2 separate regions of the Homo sapiens genome follow, and region 1 is linked to region 2. The links are chromatin loops, found by intact Hi-C in ENCODE. Cell type or tissue: PC-9. All regions are shown on one strand. Links, peaks and the distances in the headings refer to the core of each region. The heading gives the core; the rest is flanking DNA. Region 1 has its middle 55 kb from the start of MYO3B. Region 2 holds the start of MYO3B (myosin IIIB).

The links. Peaks named below come from ENCODE experiments on the same cell type or tissue, not always from the same donor. Only the 100,000 strongest peaks of a DNase experiment are listed, where the experiment ranks them.
Region 1: a loop joins it to region 2, with 2.8 times the contacts of the local background. A loop is called at or near these places in 2 of 110 quality-filtered maps.

What each region holds. Positions count from the first base shown.
Region 1 is chr2:170,121,005-170,125,544 of GRCh38, forward strand. No RefSeq gene overlaps it. Among named protein-coding and RNA genes, the nearest start is that of MYO3B, 55 kb to the right of the region's middle. In PC-9, for the core only: no CTCF peak of the experiment used is centred there; DNase peaks (open chromatin) are centred at 877, 2,357 and 2,827; H3K4me3 peaks cover 622 bases; H3K27ac peaks cover 3,872 bases.
Region 2 is chr2:170,177,899-170,182,164 of GRCh38, forward strand. MYO3B (myosin IIIB) reads left to right here and starts at 249. Exons shown (of 35, transcript NM_138995.5): 1 at 249-391. The coding sequence starts at 390. RefSeq lists an enhancer at 2,431-2,660. In PC-9, for the core only: no CTCF peak of the experiment used is centred there; a DNase peak (open chromatin) is centred at 2,203; H3K4me3 peaks cover 420 bases.

The DNA of each region.
Region 1 (4,540 bases), core at 273-4,272, 57 kb before region 2:
TGAACTGCTGTCCAGACCCCAAACTGTGCACAGCCATTCCAGAACAAAGCAGATGCCAAGGGGCCTGACAGAATTGAGCTGTGCTGGAAGCACACAACCATGCAACCATTCACTGAGAAATTCTACCCAGGACCCAGGCAGCCAGGTTTTCATCCAGCTCTTCTGCAAAGGATAGCAAAGAATCAAATAAAGGAGTCTTCATTATTAAATTCTATTGTATGGACCCCAAATAGGCTTAAAAGATGTCTCTTTGATAGGCAGGTCCCTGAGGAAGAGCTACCACGGAGCATGATGAGGGGTTTCTGCCAAGTTGGGAAGGTGTCCTAGAAGGCAACAATTCTGTCCATCTGTCCATCCATCCATCCATCCACCCATCCACCTATCCGTCTGTCCATCCATCCATCCACCCGCCCACCCATCCATCTGTCCATCCGTCCGTCCATCCATCCATCCATTCGTTCTTTCATTCATTCAACCAATGAATATTTCTTTAGTAGCTACTATGTGCCTAGAGACCCAGGACACTGAGCTGGAGATGAAGTGGGAAGACAATGCCCCAATAATAAAAGAGAAAACTTCTGTCCTCATAGGGTGAATAGGGAAAATCTTTACTTTTCCTGTCATTGAGGAAATATATAGCCCTTAAGATCTTTGTAAATATAGAATCTAGACTCTTCTGAAAGAAAAAAACCTTTCTTTCCTTTCACTCTAGGAAAAGAAAAATAAAGAAACATGAGCTGACATTCATTAGAATCCACTAAAAGGTGGAATTTCACTTTGACATTGAGCTTTAGAACCAGCACACCACAGACCCCAGAGTGATTCCACACTTTTCTATGCCCTCTGTCTTGAGCTTGTAAAAATAGGTCAGGTAAGTGTGAAATGCCCAGAGGCTGTAAAAGGCTGGAAAGAAGCTCACAGGCCAGCCTACCTGGGGACAGAGGATTAGGATGTGAGTGTGTGTTCCAGGACAAGAGCACCTGTCTCCCCAGAGGGCCCCTCACAGCCTGAGGAGGGCCATTTGCCTGAGCAATGTCCCAGTGCAAGGAATGGTTGGGTGCCTCTGCAGTCTTACGCCAGGAGACTTTGGGGGAACAGGAGCAGCAGGGCTCTTCCTGAGCCAGTGTGCAGGCTTCTGGGGACAGTTGAGATTTCTGCTGTATAAGGAATTAAATGGTTGGCACCTCACTCACCCATTGAAAATGCGCCCCAAGATGATACTGAAATGTTGGGCTGGGGGTTTCTCCTGGTACAGAAAAATCCAGTGACTAGATGGTGCACTGCAGGGAGAGGCAGCAGAGGAAGAAGCCCTGTCTGGAAGCCATTTCTGCAGGATGGAAGTGTGGTGTCTCGTAGCCCGACGTCTCCTGGAGGGCAGGGACCCCACTCACAGCCAAACTTATGGACCAGAGTTCCCTCAGGGATGGGGAAGTCCTCATTCTTTTAGTAATTCTCTATAAGGAGTAAGGAAATTGTGAGGGTGCCTTCTTCTGCCCCTCCCTCCCCCTCCTCCCCTGGCTCTTCTGCCTCCTGCCACAGTCATTGGCAAGTCTTTCCCTGAGGTATTTCAAGAATTGCTAATCCAAGTGACTGGTTCCATTTCCAACCCAGCTGATACCCATGACGTTTTGGAGCGAGTGAAGCACACCTGAAGCCTAGTCCCCTTGTGAGGTTCCTACTGCCCACCAGTGTAGGACATGGCCAGGAATGACAAAACAAGCCAGCAAATCACCAAAGAGGCCAAAATCGATGTCACAAAATGTTTCACTTGTTTTATTTATTTATACCCAACCTATTTTCAGAAAAAGCCTCAGAGTAACTTTAATTTATTCACATGTAAAATCTCCATTTGGAACCCATTTACACTAACTTTACACATAATTCTAATAAGTTTTCTAAGCTCTTAAATATAAAAAGCAGCAAATAATTAAATGTGGGAGAAGCTACTACAGACAGATAAACTGATAACAGCAGGAAATGACAAGTGCCAACAAGAGGGGAGACAGAAAAACTGAAATAGTCCCCAGAACTCAAAACCAACAGCCTGGGCCCATTTAGTGTGGGGTTAAATAACCCTTAGACTCTTACACCTAATCTAGACTGGGCCACTTATTGATATTTTCAGTGATGACCCCAAGTCTCTAAGAGGAGGTAAAATTATGTTCACTTTAAGGAAGTTGAAATGTATTTGTTTAGAAAGATTTTTGTCTTAAGTCACTAAAATTTTTAAGTTTTGTGTATACATGATTGAATTTTCAAGTACTTGGAGACTTAGTCATCTAGAATGACTCACAGCATGAAGTTCAAACAAGCCTGGGTAGCAGGTTTTCAGTGTGAACACAGGTGTGTTTGGGGTTTTAATCAGTTGACTCTTGGTACAAATTATACTTCCCATCTTGAAAGGGGTAATTTGGGGCTCAACATAGACCTTCCTTGCTATTAATGCAAATAGCATTAATATGATTCACACAGCAGTGAATCAGAACCACAAGGACCAAATGTTTCACCTGGAATCTATACAGGCATATAAACAAGTGACCAAATGGATTTGGTGCCTCCCCAAATTAAAAAGAGAATTTGGAAATATAACTCAAGGTGTTTTGTCTAAATTCCAAGGCTGTCAAAATTTTTATTTTTGATTTGGTTGGTTACATCCTAAACCCCTGGAACTGGGTGGCTGTAGGGTACAGCAGCCACTAGTCTTTGGCTGCCAAGAATCTCCCTTGTTACTTGGAAGAAATCCTGGTGGAAAGATGGGCTGTACTTCTCCCTACAGAAGCCAGAGGGGCCCAAGTATCTCTCCTAGCACGGAAAGAATGCGGCCATGTGACCCAGGATTGGCCTTGGCCTTTGAATCCACAGGAAGTAGTAGTTGTTCATGACATCTATACTATTTTAATAAGATAGACTGGGAGTGTCAGAGTAGGGGGAAATGACTGCCCTTGGAAAAAAAAAAGGATCCTGCAGGACAGACTTTGATGTGTGTGTGTCGCATGTGTGTAGTATGCGGTGTGTGTGTATGTGTGCATGCATGAACGTGCTTGTGTTTGCTTGACAGAAGGATTTCTAGTGTCATACCTTGGGGTATGGGTGGTGAGACAAAGCAAATAGAGACAGTGGGACCAGAAGAGACTCTGTATCTGCCCTAATATTGATATACTATGGTAAGACAAGGGCTGGGCCCAGTGACACAAAAGGCAAACATATTTAACAATAACAATTAAGATATCTTATATTTTTAACACTTCGTATGTCCCAAGTCCTGTGCTAAGGAATTAGCATGAATTATCTCAATTAATACTCATTAACATATGTGATGTAGCCTGTTTATACCCCCATTTCACAGCATCAGTCATGACTGTTTTATTGCCTAATTCAGGGGTCATTTTTAAGTCCTCATTCTGATGTTTAACCTCTCCTTTGGATGTTTGCCTACTTTGTTTTCCAGGACACCATATTATTCTTGTTCCTGCTTTCTGGTCATTGCTCTATTTTCTCTGTGGTCTACACTCTGCTCTCATCATGTATGTGGGGTTCCATCCTAAGCCTTCACACTCTCTGTAAATGATCCCATAATTTATAGTACCACCTATACATTAATGATGCTCAAGAATAGTAAATGTCAGTTACTATTCTTGAATGGTTTCTATGTTCCAGGTTTTTTTCTAAGTAGTTTAGATGTAATAGTTCACTTGACGTTCAACATCATGAGGTAATTCCTATTATCATTCTGATTTTATAGATGAAGAAACTGAGGTACTGAGGCTCCTCATGGTCACAAGCTACCAAGTGGTGGAGACAGAATTCTAACCAGGTGGTTCATCTCAAGAGCTTGAGTAAAGGACCCAAGGTTGAGGGCCTTCTTTAAGAAAAAGAACACAAAATTACAAATGAAAATTAAGTAGAAAAGTGAATATTAAGAATGGGAATAGAAATCATAACACATTATAAATTTGAAATTGCTAATAGAGGTTTCCACTTTTGGTTAAGATGGAATAACAGACCACGTTTACATCTTACCTGAAACAGCCAAAAACAACATCCAAAAAAGTGAAAAGAATATATAATCCAGTGATTTTTCAAGACAGTGGTTATCAAGTTACAAAGGACAGTGATCACAAAGAAATAAGAAACAAATAAAATAAATCTTATAATTACTCTTACTTTATTGAGCATTTCCAGGCTGTAGAGCAAAGAAGAAAATTCCAAATGGAACCTGGTGTACTCCTTGAATTGAACAGGCTGAACTGAGAGTCTGTGAAGTCCAAAGCAGCTAGAGTTCATAGATGGACTGCTGGGGAGGAAAGAGCTCCACAGAGAAGGAATTCCAGAGATCTGCAGAGGGCTGCCCTTGTGTATTGGCAGAGTACTAATCAGTGCATGTGTATGAGAAAACTACACAGGGCCAAAGAAAGAATCACCCAAAAGGATATCTAGTGTTTGTACAGGGCCAAGAATAGTATTTCTTTCTACCAGCCATATTGGAAACCATCAGAATTCTCAAAGCATTAGGTAGAATACTCAGAAATGTATAGTCTCT
Region 2 (4,266 bases), core at 1-4,000:
GGAATGAAGGAACTTTAAAAGGTTGGGGGAATATCACATTGGAACTGTTAAATGACATGCAAACAGGATCTGTGAGAATGGTTTTGATTCTGCTCTGTGTCCTGGTAGGAGACACTAAATAGATCAGGCTCACTACCAATTAGCATCATCTTAATCTTGCCTAATAGTGAAGCAAAGTCACCAAGGATTTGGTGGATTTATCAGCTCCTCCCACAATAGTCATCTGAGGCTAACACCTCTTGGAACCTAGATCGAAAGTCCTTTGGTAATGATGTGTCATACATTCTAGTCATCAAAGACACCATTTTCTGGGCCTGAAGTGTTCTGCTGGTTTTTGGAGGAATGAGAATCCAATCTCTCATAAGCCGGATTCAGAAAATAGGTCATCGATGTGAGTTGCAGTTATTTTCCTTCCAGCTTTCTTCTGTGCTTGCTTTAGATTGTTTTTCTGCAAAGGGCAGATGCAGCTGCCCTGGCTGGTGGGCAGTGGAGGGGGATGACAGCCACTCTGGCTTTGGGCCTCTGTCTGACATCACCCAGATTCCTGGGTCCTCTCAGTTAGCATTTGCCTTTTGTCTGGGTGGTTAAATTTCTCTTGAAGGAGTAGGATAAACACCCTCTTGAGTATTGCTTTTTACACAGACACACACCACACACACACACACACACACACACACATACACACAGCATAGTTCATAGTCACTTGATTTGCCACCTGCAGTTTATAATAGAATGGACCTGTGGGATTATAAACCACTTTATTTCTGCACAGAATTTCTCAGCTTGAGGCCAAATTGAAGGGCATTAGTCATCAGTAATTTGCAGATGTTTTTAATGTTTTTCACCCAAGAGAGGTTTCAGGCAGCTAAAGCTAAGATAAATTTCCTCATGCTTTGGTGGGGAAATGAAAAATCTGATCATTTAGTTAATCATTTGTAAGAGCTGTGGGTATGTATTGTTCCTTAGTGACTGCAATATCATGACAGATTTGTTAATTTGGTAACATGACAATGTAAACAATAGTAGATAAATTCCATTATGCCATGATTCTTTTCTTCCTCTCAGTAATTTTGTATATTCAAGGTTTAAAATCCATAGAACATTAGAGATGGAACTTAGAGATCAACCTAGAGATCATTGGATTCCTCTACCAAGCTCTGTCAAATGCCAGTCCTGAGTGTCTCCCCTGGAGCATCAGGATAAATAGCTAATGCATGGGGGGCTTAATAGGTGCAGCCAACCCACCATAGCACATGTTTATCTGTGTAACAAACCTGCACGTCCTGCACATGTAACCTGGAACTTAAAATAAAATAAAATTTAAAGAAAGGAAAAGAGTACATAATCAGTGGAACCATAAAGGTCAGTTCTAGTGGGAAAATTAGGAAAGGCCTCCTAGAAGAGAAGACATTTGAGCTATACTTGAACAGGCCCTATCTAGCAGCATCCAGATAGGTGGTTTGTGAAGAAGCCAGTTCCTACTCTTACGTCTTTACCATGGTTATGGTTTGAATGTCCCCTCCAAAGATCATGTTGAAATTTAATTGCCATTGTGAGAAGAAATGGGACCTTTAAGAGGTGACTAGGTCATGAGGGCTCTGCCCTTATGAATGGATTAATGCTGTTATTGTGGGAGACGGCTCCTAGTAAAAGGATAGGTTCAGTCTCCTTTTTCTCTCTCTTGAGCTCTCACTCTCTTGCCCTGTCTCACTATGTGAGACCTTCCACCATGTTATGATGCAGCAAGAAGGCCCTCACCAGATGTGGCCCCTTGATCTTGGACTTCCCAGCCTCCAGAACCATGAGCCAAATAAACTTCTATTGTTTATAAATGATGCAGTCTGTGGTATTCTGTTACAGCAGCAGAAAATGGACTAACACAACTATTATGCACTTGCTTATGTATTGGTTTGGAATTATTCTCTAATTTACTCACGCTTGTATGGTATGTGTTTCCTTATTCTGTGTATCTCTGGGTGTTATATTTAATATTTGTACAGATTTCCTCTGACATTTCACAGTTCAGGTTTCCGATTTCTTCTTTCTAAAATCTATTCTCTAGATTTGAAAGCATTCTATGATTTGTGATTCATATATACCATACTATAACATCTAGAAAAAATATTCTGAATAGCATACTGAGCAATGGAAATCTTCATCATGAATTTTCTAATGAGTATAAAATGTTGCTGGGCAAGTTTCTATTTAAATCATGCTCGCTAGGCTTGACTAACTGCAGACATTCACAGGGTGCATGCTGCAGAGTGCTTTACTTTCAACAAGGTAAGGCTGTACCTCCGTTAGGGACTAATTCAGGGTATTCAACAAGGGATCAGACTAGACCAATTTGGGGTTGTTAAGGAACTAAAACTAGCTCACGAGAAACTCAAATCAGCTCATGAAAAGAGGGGCTGCTTGGAAGAATGCAGTAGGAAATTTCATGGGTTACAAGGACAGACAGCAAAGCTTAGCAGGCCTCAGAGGGCCAAGATGTAGAATTCACAGTGAACCCACTCACTAATCCTCTTTGTCTCACTCTCTCAAGCATGGTCCTTTCAGTTTCTTATTTCTCTGTTTTCTTTTTCTTCTCAGGATGAGCCTCTGTTTCATATGGTTTCTGCTATCCTCTGACTTCAGCACACATTTGGGTCATAATAGTCTCCTCTGTAGAGATCTCTTATATGTTTTTTTAAAAAATATTTATTTTAAAAAGTAGAATAACATATGCACTAGCAAAAAACATGACTAAAAATGTGTAATAATTTTAAAAAGCATATAAATTTCTCTCTTTTCCAAACTCTCTGATTTTTACCACCTCTCCCTAAAGTTTAAGAGTTTCCTGTGTAGCCTTCTGGAAAAATGTATATAAGGATATACACATACATAGAGACATACACACAAATATACACATAAAATGACTAGAAATGCAAATATTCTTTGTATTTACACAAAAATTGTCCTCTCTATACACTATTCAACACTTTTAAAACAAATCTTAATTGTATATTTGGCATTCTTTCCATATTAATTGGCAGAAAATTTACCTTTTTTCTTTTTGGTGGTTACCTGTGGCTACATTGTATTTAATTTTATGTAACTATTATGATTTATTAGATAATCTCTCCATGATGATGGGCCTCTAGGTTGTATCTGGTTTTCTACTGAAAATAATACTATAGTGAACAATCTTGTATGTCTATCTACTTCAAGTTTAATAGAGTTTTAGCTCTTACATCTGTTTAATGATTAAAGTTAATTTTTATATGTGGTGTAAGGATAAAGATTCTTTTTTTCTTTTTGCATATTGCTCTACAATTGTTTTAGCACTGTTGAAAAGTTTTCCTTTCTAGTATGTAGAAATATAATTGAATTTAAAATATTGACCTTGTTTGTATCCTGTAATTCTGATAAACTCACTAATTAGTTCTAGTAATGTTTTTATAAATTCCATCAGTTTTTTAAATAGATAATCATGTAATCTTCAAATTAAGCCCATTTTACTTCTTCCCTTCTAATCTGGATTTTTAAATTTTCTTTTTCTTGACTTATTATTCTGGCTTCACCACAGTATTCAATATAAATGATGAGAGCAGACATCCTTGGCTTCTGATCTTAAGGTGAAAGCATTCGGTTTTTCACCATTAAGTGTGGTGTTAACTTCAGGTTTTTCCTAGATTCCTGTATCAGATGAAGAAGTTCCTTTCACTTTCTAGTCTGTTGAGAGATTTTTGTTGTTGTTTTTAAATTTTGAATAAATGTTGAATTTTTTGTGAATGCTTTTTCTGCATCGATCGAGATGATGGTTTTTCTTTTATGTTCTGTTAATATAAATCTAAGTGTGCTTTTTTTGATTATATATGTAAAGTAAATGCCTACCAGTAGAATTACAGAGACAAAGGGAATGGGCATTTGGTAGATTTTGACTAATAATTCCTCACAAAGATTGTTTACGCTTTCGCTCATGTTGTCTCAGAGTGCTTATTTCTCTTAACACTATTATCAAACTTCTAAAAATCTTGACAGTGTGATAGGAGACAAATGGTATCTCATTAGTTTGATTTGCCGTTTAAAATTTACTAGTGAGATTTAGCATCTTTTATACATTTAAATTTTTTGAGTCTTTTTCTTTTTTATTGTATATACTCTTGATAGAAAATTAGCTCCTGATACAAACCTTCTTTTCTATTTATTTTTTGGAAAAATGTTAGTACTTACAACAATTCTTTTGGTTGTAGAGACCTTTTTACTTGTATGCAATTATGTTTA